Regions from separate parts of the Mus musculus genome. Here region 2 is linked to region 1. The links are chromatin loops, found by intact Hi-C in ENCODE. Cell type or tissue: left cerebral cortex. All regions are shown on one strand. Each heading gives the region's core, and the rest is flanking DNA. Links, peaks and the distances in the headings are about the cores only.

What was found. Peaks named below come from ENCODE experiments on the same cell type or tissue, not always from the same donor. Only the 100,000 strongest peaks of a DNase experiment are listed, where the experiment ranks them.
Region 2: it touches region 1 in a loop (4-fold over the local background); 8 of 42 quality-filtered maps call a loop at or near these places.

The regions. Positions count from the first base shown.
Region 1 is chr11:8,521,284-8,526,651 of GRCm38, reverse strand. The region is part of intron 13 of Tns3 (tensin 3); the gene reads left to right. Among named protein-coding and RNA genes, the nearest start is that of Tns3, 140 kb to the left of the region's middle. In left cerebral cortex, for the core only: a CTCF peak has its summit at 2,628 (motif pointing right); a DNase peak (open chromatin) is centred at 2,738; H3K27ac peaks cover 231 bases.
Region 2 is chr11:8,465,004-8,470,371 of GRCm38, reverse strand. The region is part of intron 20 of Tns3 (tensin 3); the gene reads left to right. Among named protein-coding and RNA genes, the nearest start is that of Tns3, 200 kb to the left of the region's middle. In left cerebral cortex, for the core only: no CTCF peak of the experiment used is centred there; DNase peaks (open chromatin) are centred at 1,729, 2,455 and 3,114; H3K4me3 peaks cover 2,825 bases; H3K27ac peaks cover 2,352 bases.

The DNA of each region.
Region 1 (5,368 bases), core at 258-5,257:
TCCTGACTTCATTGTGCCTGAGAGCTCCCATATTCTCCTACTGTCTCCATGGAGTTTAGGGGCTACAGACGTAACCCATAATACAGGTTGGTATATCCCCAAATGCTCTGGCTGCTGCCTGCCTGGCATCTGTTCTCTCAGGGGCTTCTCTGCTTACTTTCTAGAATCTTCTCTTTGCCTCTGACTAGGCCCTCAAGCCTCCTGGTCCTCTTCCTGTCTAATTCAGGTTTAGAAAAGAGAAACTTGAGCATAGACCCTCCTCCACTGCCCAGCTCAGTGGTGGTAGCCTCTCCACCCATAATAGCTGTGGTGCCATATCTGTGTGCTTGCCTCTTTGACTTGCTAAGACCCTTTGGAGCAGAGCCTTCCCTAGACGCCTGGCAGCTGCCTTTGATCTGGTGTTGGAGCCCTCGCCCTCCTGCCCCAGGCTGCTTCTCTCCCCTTCCTTGTTTGTGCAGCTCCAGAGAAGCTGCAGTTAGATCTTTGTAAGAACTGGGGATGGCTTTCCCAAGGATTTGTGGGCCTGGTGTGATATGGAACAGCGTCTTAGTTGTGCTCTTATGGAAACAGAAGCCAGCTATGCTGGAAAACTATGGTGCACAATGTGTGAGATTCAGGCTTGAGGGCTCTGGAGGTGAACTTCATGCCACAGGCCAGCTAGCTCCTCTTGGGTGACTCATTTCCATTAGCCGTGCTGGCACAGAGGAGATTATAGATCCACAAGAGATACTTGGTTTCGATAAGCCGATTTCCTTCCTGTACCCGTTTCCATTCCTCACATGGAATATTTTTAGGATTGCATACTGATTTGATTTACACTTCCTGTGTTTATAATTCTTTTTTGTATGCTCTGCACTTTTTTTTCTTCAGCGTTATCAGATAGGCTGTGGGAGACGTGGAAGCTGACAAGGGTATTTTTCCATCACAGTGTAATTTTTCCTTGCACAGTTCATAGAAGTGACTGCTATGAGGCTGACCTGCTGCCTGTCAGAAATCTGACAGCACTTTTAGTCCATTGTAATCCGACAGAATGGCCACGATCAAAGGACACTCACCCCAGACTGGGTGGCTTGTGAAAGAATTTCTGTTCTCTTGTTCTTGTGGGGCTTGAAGTCTGTATAAGGACAGGGTAATTAGCAGGGCTGGTCTTTCCTGACCTATGTCATAGGTAGGTGGTCTTACCAGAATCATTTCCCTAAGCTCTAACCTCTCTCCCCCCCCCCCCCCCCCGCCCCCTGGCTTTTTCGAGACAGGGTTTCTCTGTATAGCCCTGGCTGTCCTGGAACTCACTTTGTAGACCAGGCTGGCCTCAAACTCAGAAATCCGCCTGCCTCTGCCTCCCAAGTGCTGGGATTAAAGGCGTGTTCCACCACTGCCCAGCCCCAACCTCTTTTTACAAGGATGCCAGCTATAGTTCACCCAAGCCAACCCTGACGGCCTTATTTAAATGCCCTTCATAAAAGTGTCATCTCAAGTAGAGTCACATTCTGTGGTCCTAGAGCTTTTTGATTTGTGGGTATAAAAAGGCATCGGCTAGCCCGCAGTGAGTGTATTCTAGAATGTGTGGTATGATTGACAGTTGGCTGTTGGTGACTGGACACCTTTGCTGGGGTTTCTCACTGGCCATCACTGGTGTTCATGTTCCTAAAGTGGCTGGCATAGGAAGTTAGTAGAGACAAGCTCAGGGCCTGCTCTCGGAGCTTAGACTCACGTGCTCGATTAGCTGAATGGGCAGGCAGGGAGCTAACTGAGTTGACAGACTGGTGTGTGCACAAAGATGAGCTGAAGTCTTGTTATAATAGAATAGACCCTTTTCCCTAGTTAGGTGCAAACGGCAATGGCTTAGCTTTCGACTGTGCTCAGCCCAGAGGGTGCAAGATCAGGAGTCCCAGTCAACTCTCAGATCCTAGTCTGTGGAGCCCGCCTTGTGCCACAGCTCAGAAGCCCCACGCTGCTGGTCCCACTTCGAGAGTTTAGGAAAGAGAAGATGCTGGAACATGCTCTATGCTGGCAGTGCTCCCACGACAGTGAGTGAGCCGAGCTATCACCGATCCTGTGTCCTGGGCTTTGGCAACTCTGGATTTACCCCACATTTCTCCTCTACAACCTTGCCTAGCTCAAAGGAACCTGCGGGCCTCCTTTGCTTCTGCCTGTAACCACCTGGCATGTTGTGCTGTGTGTGCAGTGTACAAGCCCGAAGGCTGCAGGTAGGGAAATGTGTTAGGCTCAGGTATGCTGGTGGTTACATTTCTCACAAGAGATCTGGCAGCCACTGTGACTTGGAAAGGACCCTGCAAGGGACAGAAAATGTGTCTAGATTTACCTCCCAGTGTCTGCCCTGTCACTGGTCCTCTGTGTGAGGAAGCTGCCCTTGGGGTGTAATGGTGGAATGCTGCTTCCAGACCATCTTACTGCTTCTAAAGAGGCACTTTGTCCCCTTAAGCCAATCAGAATCCTCCTTCATTTCAGTGACTGTTACCTTGTGTGCAGACCTGCTGCTCTTTTTCTGCACTGAGACAGGTAGCAGAGATAAAAAGGAGCAGGTTCCGAAGAGGGAATGGCCTAGTAAGTGCCTGGGAAACTCCTGAGAAACAGAGCTCTCTATTATATCTTTTGGCTGGTGACCAGCAGGTGGCGCTGTGACTGGAGACAGCAAAACTGACATTGATATATCTGCCTCTGACCTTTCTTAGTGGACTGCTCCTGTCTTTACAAAGCGCTTTTCACAGAAGGTCAGATTTTGTGATCCTGCTTCAGAGTCCGCTGTGGTCAGGTGCAAGGCCCTTCCCCGGGGAGGTTCCCTGCAGCTTATATAACCTGCTCAGGAATTCACGCTGCTGCAGGCCCGCCAGGAACCTGGCAGAGAGCCTGGGGCTTGAGCCAGCTTGCCCCCTCCCCGTCTCAGCACTTGGTCCAGAGCTTGTAAACATCTTTCCATCTGGCATGCTCCATCTTGCTGCCCTGCCTGGGCAAACCACAGCCACTTGTACTTTGTCTTTATGGTTGCTGGCTTTGTGACCAGTGACTGGGCTTGTGAGTACAGGTGAAACCGCCTTAAGAAGTTGCACAAATAGCACTGGTGTTTGTTGTTTCTAACAGTGGGCACTTGTGTGTGACCAGTGAAAGGTAGGATTGTGTCCCCAAGCTGCCCCAGCATAGGCCCTGGGAATGGATCTCTGTTGTATCTGTGACTGTAATCTTTTGTGATTTTCTGTTTGTTTGTTTGTTTGTTTTTTCTTTGTTATGCTGTGGACTGAGAACTAGGTCAGGTCTTCATCCATGCTGTCATCCGGCACTGTACCTCAGTTGTGTTTTTGTTGCGACCCATATCTGCTCACCCTTTCCTTGCTTTTTGTTCGTGACTTGACAGTGTTAGGACCCCGGAATCACACTCAGCTGGCATGGAGATCATGGCATTATCCGGGATGGACCAAAGTGGGACTTCCATTTCTCTTGGGGATGTTCGAGTGCTCTGTTCTTAGAGAATGTAAGAGGAACTCTGGGTCTCCCTTGTCTGTGCCTAGCACATCAGGAGGAGAGTGGACACTGACTGTCCTTAAGAGCTGACTCACCCAGCTCAGGCACTGTTCTTCCCCAGCCTTCCAAGGGCTGGGACTGCAGCGTGCGCTACACCCTTGGCTTAGGTGCCTGCCTTTACTTAGCTTAAAGACTCAGCTTTTTACCTGGTCCCAGGCTCCATCATCCTAGCATCCAGTTGAAGGTGTAGAGATATCTTTGTGCAAATGTAAGGAAATAAGGTTAGGGCAAGGTTTCCAGACTGTTTACCCAGAGCACAAGTAAAGAAGACCACTCAGACCCTTCCATGGCCCTCGCCACTATCAGCGGGTTTGAGCACCACGATTCCCTTCCTAGAAGCTCACGCTTTTACGTTGATTATTAAATAGTATAACTTGTCCGGTTGTTTACCAGCATGTAGGCATGATTATAGGGCTTGCATGGATACGGACATCTGAAGATGTTCAGCTACCTTATGAAACAGTTAACTGCTTGCATACAACATATGAACATTTCCTACATACTTCAAATAATCTCTAGCTTGCTCATCACACCTGCTAATACAATATAAGCGCCATGTAAATAGTACTCCACAGTGTTTAGGGAATGGCTATGAGAAGAAAGTCTCCATGTGTTCTGAAGTTGATGGAATCTGCAGGTGTGCAGTCTACTGATACGGACAGGCTAGAGTAGATATAATCATGGAGATGTCACAGACAGGTAGATTTGTAAGGCCTCTTAGTACTTAGTAGCTATATATATATATATATATATATATATGCTGTCAAGTAAAGCTGCTGTCCACCTTACAGCGAAGAACGAAAGGTTCCAAGAGGATGAATGCCTCTGGGTAGCGAGTGCTTCTGGTGAGTTGGGGGTCAGTGCAGACGCTCCTTAGGTGGGCTCTATGACAGTCGTCATTCAACACAGTGCTTACCACAAAACTGTGACCATCACATTGACTTGTTTCAAATGACAGTATTCCAGAATCTGACAGCAGAGGATCAGGGTATTTTTAGATACATTCAGTAGAGACGCAAGAAAGTAAGTACATGTTACAGCCAGAGAACCAGAGTGGTTTCAGATTGCCCAGCGATCTTCATGAAATGCTTTCTATCTTTACGAAAGGCCTCTGGGGCCCCTTGTTAAGGCTGTGAGGTCCTTTCTACTCAGCAAGCACAACAGTTCTGATCTTTGACCACTGTGGCTACAAAGATTAAAATTGATACTGATACTCAGTGGTTCATTATTGGACCTTCATGTAGGTGACAGAGGTCACCAGATCAGGGTCTTAGCTAAAAGGACTCTTCTCAAAGTCTGACCTGTTGTATTAATAAGCCTGTTAGGGAGTCCTGAGAGAGGGTAGTGTGGTGTGATTTGTGTGTGTGTGTGTGTGTGTGTGTGTGTGTGTGTGTATGTGTGTTTAACATTGTCAGAATACCCACAGGAGAGGTCACAGAAAAACAGCACAGCATTGCTCAGCAACAGATCATTCTTGTTGACAATCCTAAGAGTGTTTGAGACCTTGTGATATGACAGATAAAGAATTTGCAAGCAGGAGATCACACCAGGCCCAAGGTAGCTGGGAGCTGCCCAACCTGTGGATACCCATCCTTTTCCTCCCACGCCTGGGTTGGACAGAGTTGGGATGCCTGGGTTGTGAGTCAAAAGTGTTTGTGTGTAGCTGAGGGACAGCCAGAGTAGGTGTACTCGGAGTACGTAGCCCCGGGAAGGATCTGGGGAAGAGGACAGGAGAAGAATACTAGTAACTTGAGTGGGTGGAAGGCGAGTCGAGACCATTGAGAACAGAAGAGACTGCGGCTGTGTTACATACCCCTGTGCCTGTGCCTAG
Region 2 (5,368 bases), core at 68-5,067, 56 kb after region 1:
TATTGAGTAGAGTTAAAGGCAAGGCTTTCCCATCAAGGGGCCAATGCATCAGCTCCTCAGTGAGCTTGAGCCCCAGTATGTGGAGCCAGGCTCCAGGTGTCATCCTGCTGGCAAAGGTGAAGGCTGGCTCAGCCCATTCCTGGGGCGGTGGTCCTAACACCTATTTGTGCTCTGCTGTGGTTTTGCTGTCCTCCCATGGGCATCCTGCTGGTTCACAGTGGCTGTCTCTTGTCCAGGTTCTGACCCTGATCCCTAGGGGAAACAGTGGGGTTTCAGAGAATGACTTTCTTCCTAAAGGAAGGAACCCTCCAAGCCATCTCAATCCCTAACACTGCCGCAGATGAGCGGGAGGAGGGGCGGGGGTGATGAGCAAGTCTGTGAGGAGGCCTGCTCAGAGCTGCTTGGGTCATGGCTTTGACACGGTCACAACCCCCAGTCCTCTGGCCTGTGGGTAGACGGGACCCACAGAGGAGTTAGACCTTTTTCTGATGGAAGTCGTGGACTGGAAAGGCTGGTACACCCACCTCACTGAGCCCGCCGCTGATCCTGTTGGGTTGGGGCCAGGCATTTCCGATAGCAGGGATAGCTGTTTTCAGGCATATAAACAACTGGGAGGAAGTGTCTTCTCAGGGGTCTTCCTGGCTGGGCCCTAGACACGTGGCCTGAATGGGCCTGGAATGAGGGCCTCTCCTTATCAAGTTGCTCTTGGGACCTGCGGGGTTGGGCAGGCTTAGATTCAGCAAGATGGTCAGCAAGCTGTGCCGGAAACTTACCTCTGTGCAGAGGCCTGCGATAATGAAGTAAAATCAACACTGGCACATGCTGGCCAGGAAGCAACCCTTGGGGAACATGAGAAACTTCTCTTTGAGACGTTCAGGGAGAATGTTCTAGAAGTTTCTAGAAGCTCACATTTGCAGAGTGAGTGAGACTCTGTTGCCTTCAGTTCATGGTAAAACGTGGAGTGCTGCTGGACAGGCTGTGTTTTAGTGCTCAGGTAATAGACTCTGTATGCTACTTGATGCACAAGAAAATGTCTCAGACTAAAATAGGTACTGGTGTTTGTAAGCAATTTTGAAGGCTGTCGAGAGGTTCAATTGATGTTTTGGGGGGCCCTTCCATATGGGGGAAACACATGAAGGAAATAGGAGGAAGAAGGGGATCTAGATGTAGATGCTTCCCAGAACCTGTTAGTAGAAAGCCCAATGAAACAGGCTGGTTCCTGATCAGTTTCTGTTGGTTCCCACTGCAGCCAGGAGGAAAATCTGCAGTTGAGCAGATACTGAGGAGTGGGTTTCCGCAGCTGAAGTCTCCTGGCTGCCTTGTGTAGGGCTGTGGTGAAGGCTTTGTTGGGGCGAGGCGATCCCCTTCTACCAGGAAAGGAATCTGTGGCTCAGCGTCACAGAGTCAAACCCCACTGGCTTTTTCCTCCTGCGTCCTCAGGTTGCCGCGAAGGGCAGGTGTGGGGCGTGGCTGTTTGTCCTGCCCCTTGTCTCCGCTGGGTGTCCCTGGTCTCGGCGGCGTGGTTTTAAGTTGTGGTGGGTTTTGGCCGGGAAGTTTTTCCGAACTTGAAGGGGGAGGAGGAAGAAGGGAAGCAGAATGGAAAGGAAGCGAACTGCAGCAGAGAGCAGGCGGGGCCAAGTCTGGAGGCACTGACTGGGCAGGCGGCCCGCAGCAGCCCGCGGCCGCCCAACAATCCCGGGATTCTTTCCTGCGACCTACTCTCCCGCTGCCCTCTGAATGGGCCTCTTTGGAGGTGGCAGCCCCGCCTCTCGCCCTGACTCCCCCGGGGACTGGCAGAACACTGAGCCCTCCCAGGGTGGGTGGGGGACGCCATTGGGCCGGACTCAGCACCCGGGGCTGCTGGGGACAGACCCTGCAGAGTGCCTTTAACAAGGCTCACAGATTCTAGGCCCTTCCATGGACTGACCGGACCCCAGGTGCCCAGGTAAGCCAACAGCTGGCCTCGTGGCTTCTCCAGGAGCTATTTCTGTGTCCCTGGTGTCTCTGAGCTCTGGTTCCTTTGGGCACATCCAGTTGCTGAAACCTGATCTGGGATGTGGGGGAGGGTAGTGGTGGGAGTAGGGAGGAGGAGACAGACAGACCCAGTGCCAATGGCCAGGACACCTAGGTGAACTGGGGCATGGAAAGATAGCCAGACAGTTTTCTGTTCTGAGTTCCCTTATCACTTAGTGGCGTTTCTCAAGTCTCTTAGGGACCGTCTTTCAGGGGAGGCACGCTTTCTAACTTTGTGGAGCTCCTTAGGGATGAACAAAAGCCTGGTTTGAATGTGTGCCGCTTTCTGTGCACTCTTCTGCCCAAACTGATGATCGTGGGCCTGCCCCTTTCTCTCTGTCACAGCCCAACCCATAGCCCTCAGGAGAGTGTTCCCCGAGCAGCTTCCCCAGAGGGCAGTTGTTTCCACTAAAGAGGCAGGCAGCCTGTGGAGCAGATGCTGGGATTTTTAATGAGGCTCCCTCATCTCTTCTATGCTTGGAGCCTGCAAAGGTAGCATTTCTAAGCAAATCCATGAACACTGAAACAAAACAGGCATTGACTGGACTGATGTGCTCAGATTCCGGCAGAGCTTCTGCAGCCGGGGTGACTGGTACCTTAGCTGTCCTTCCCTCCTGGGATAGGACTGGGGTTGCCTCCCCCACATGTCGGGTAGGAGAATCTTAGGGCTGTGAGTGGCTAGGGAGGAAGAATGTGGTCTCTTGCAGCATCTGTTGATCCTTACAGATACAAGGCTGTGCGCTACAGCTCACATCACGGGGCAGATCGTACTCTCGAGAGAAAGCCCTTGCATAAGCCCCATGACAAGCCCCGGCAGGTTAGGGTCTGCCCCATGCTTGTAAGTTTTATGTGTTGTAAAACTTCCTGGTTGTAAGTTTTATGTGTTGTCCCTTCTAAGAGCCAGAGATATTTTAAGTCAAATGCTTTTTCAAAAGCTTCCTGTTCTTCTAATGGAATCCATATAAAACCATCATTTTCCATGAATCCCATATGTCTGTCAGTAGATTCAAAGTTGGCCGCCTCGGATGGAAATGTTTTCCTAGTCTTAGGTGAGATGCGAAGTGTCTCCATCTGTCTGCATTGGCACCGAGCTCATGTTTACCACCAGCCTAGGTGGAACCTATGGTATGGAGTTTCTGGGGACCCTTTCTGTGTTCTGAGCACAGCAGCCAGGCTATAAATTCTCACCGAGAACCATGCAGCTTCCCTTGGCTCTGAGCAAGCCTGTACAGCAGGCTCCTTGTCATTTGCATGTGCGTGCGTGTGGAGGAGGCAGCTCCAGCGGTGGGCTGCAGAATCAGAGACCTTGATGATACTGATGGGAGACAAGGTTCCTGTTGACTTCCTGTGAACCAGCTTCCCTCCCTCACTGTTTAAGAATCTGTCTCCTGGTCCCTAAGGGAGGACTGATAATGTGTATGGGAAGATGTCGGAGGATTAGGTGAGGTAGTGCCTGCATGTGTCTTAGCAGTGTGCCTGTCACGTACACAGAAGGCACTTAACCCGAGTTGGCTGCTTCTCTTGCCTCTTACTTTGTGTGGAAATGATGTGAGAAGCAGCGGCATCAGGATTTCTCTGCAGTCCTGAAAGTGAGTGATGGGCGGTGGCCATCAATGTGCAGGTCTATGCTTACGGCGTGTTCGGCCCTGCCCTAAAGCTCTGAGAAAGTGAGTTGTGGTGAGGGCGGGACTGTGGTCACTCCCAGTTCTGTGGCCACTGTTGTCGTCCTGGTTCCTTCCTTCCTCTACCTCTCCAACCCCCCTTCTTGTCTTTAATTTAGAGAGAACAGACAAAGGCATATAGTTGCCCTCCGCAGGGAAGCAGGTCAGGCTGGTAGGTGCCAGTGATACATGGAAGCTGCTCAGACAGCTGCTCAGCACCTCTGGAAGCAGCTTTCCATTCTGGGGCTATAGAGAGTACTTTGTCCCTGTGCTTCACTGCTGTTCATTCTGGAACTAACTTGAGACTTAAAGGTACTGGAATCACAGGTTGCAGGGAGAAGTGAAGGCCCAGGAGGGCCCATTATAGACTCTAACCTATGAAACCAGGGAACTGGTTCACCTGCAGTCCTATGACACACAACTTTGGGTGGTGGCTTCTGTATGGTATTTGTTTTTGAGTAGCCTTAAATGGTGAGTACTTGGTTAAATATGTCTAAAAGACTATGGTGAACAGTAGTAGCCTGACCAGATTCCTTAAGAGACTGGATATAGCTGGAAAAGCTTCCAGAATGTTCTCTGGAGCCTCCTCAAAGTAATGAGTAAGTAGGGGAGTAGGGAAAGAAGAGTGGAGGGAGGGAGGGAGGGAGGGGAGGGGAGGGGAGGAGGGAGAGAGAGAGAGAGAGAGAGACAGACAGACAGACAGACAGGCAGGCAGGCTGGCTATAAAGGACTAGATCTAATCATACATAGTCTCTCCTGTGTACATTCTAGGAAAAGACTCTCATGGCCCAGAAAGCCACCCATCCTACTTCACAGTAGGTCTTTGTAGGAAGGCGTGTATTCCCCAATGGCTCCAGTCCACTCTGATATCTGGTCGGTTTTCTAGCATTATCAAGGTCTCTGTCATTTTTGTAGCCTATGTTGCACCTGAGCTGGGAGACAAGTTGATAATATCTTAGTGGCCATAAAAAACAGCAGAGTAATAAGTCACTCAGAAGTTGTTGAAAATGACATTGTTCATAAAAGGGAACATTTTCAAAGCTTATTAAGAAGTATTTAAAAGCTTTAAATAAATGGAAAGAAGGTCCGTGTGTATACATAGGTTTGTTGTAATGGTGAAGAGTCTTATGATTATGAGCTATACATTTAATTCCTGTTATTATTATTATCGTCGTCGTCGTTGTCATCATCATTGCTCATTGCTGTGGATGAAACTTCATAATTCTAAGTTCAAAGAATAAAGACCCAGCCAGGAGTGGTGGTACATGCCTTTAATCCCAGCACTCAGGAGGCAGAGGCAGGTAGATTTCTAAGTTCGAGGCCAGCCTGGTCTACAGAGTGAGTTCCAGGACAGCCAGGGTTACACAGAGAAACCCTGTCTCGAAAAACCAAAAAAAAAAAAAAAAAAAAAAAAAAAAAAAAAAAAAAGAATAAAGACCCATAGTTACCAGTAGATAAATGTTAGGAGGTAGGACCTTCATGATGGTAGAGACCTCAGGCCATGTTAGCTTATTTTGATTCACAGTATAGGATGGTTCTGGTCCATGGTTAGTGTTGCCTCTTTTACTTTTGGTTCTGTGGAAGGATAGTTTGTCATGTGACAGAGTAAAACCTTCAAGTCCAGAAGATGAAATAGGGAGAGGAGAGGGAAGGGATGCATTTCTCCAACCCCTTGCACCTACTCTGTTAGTGGC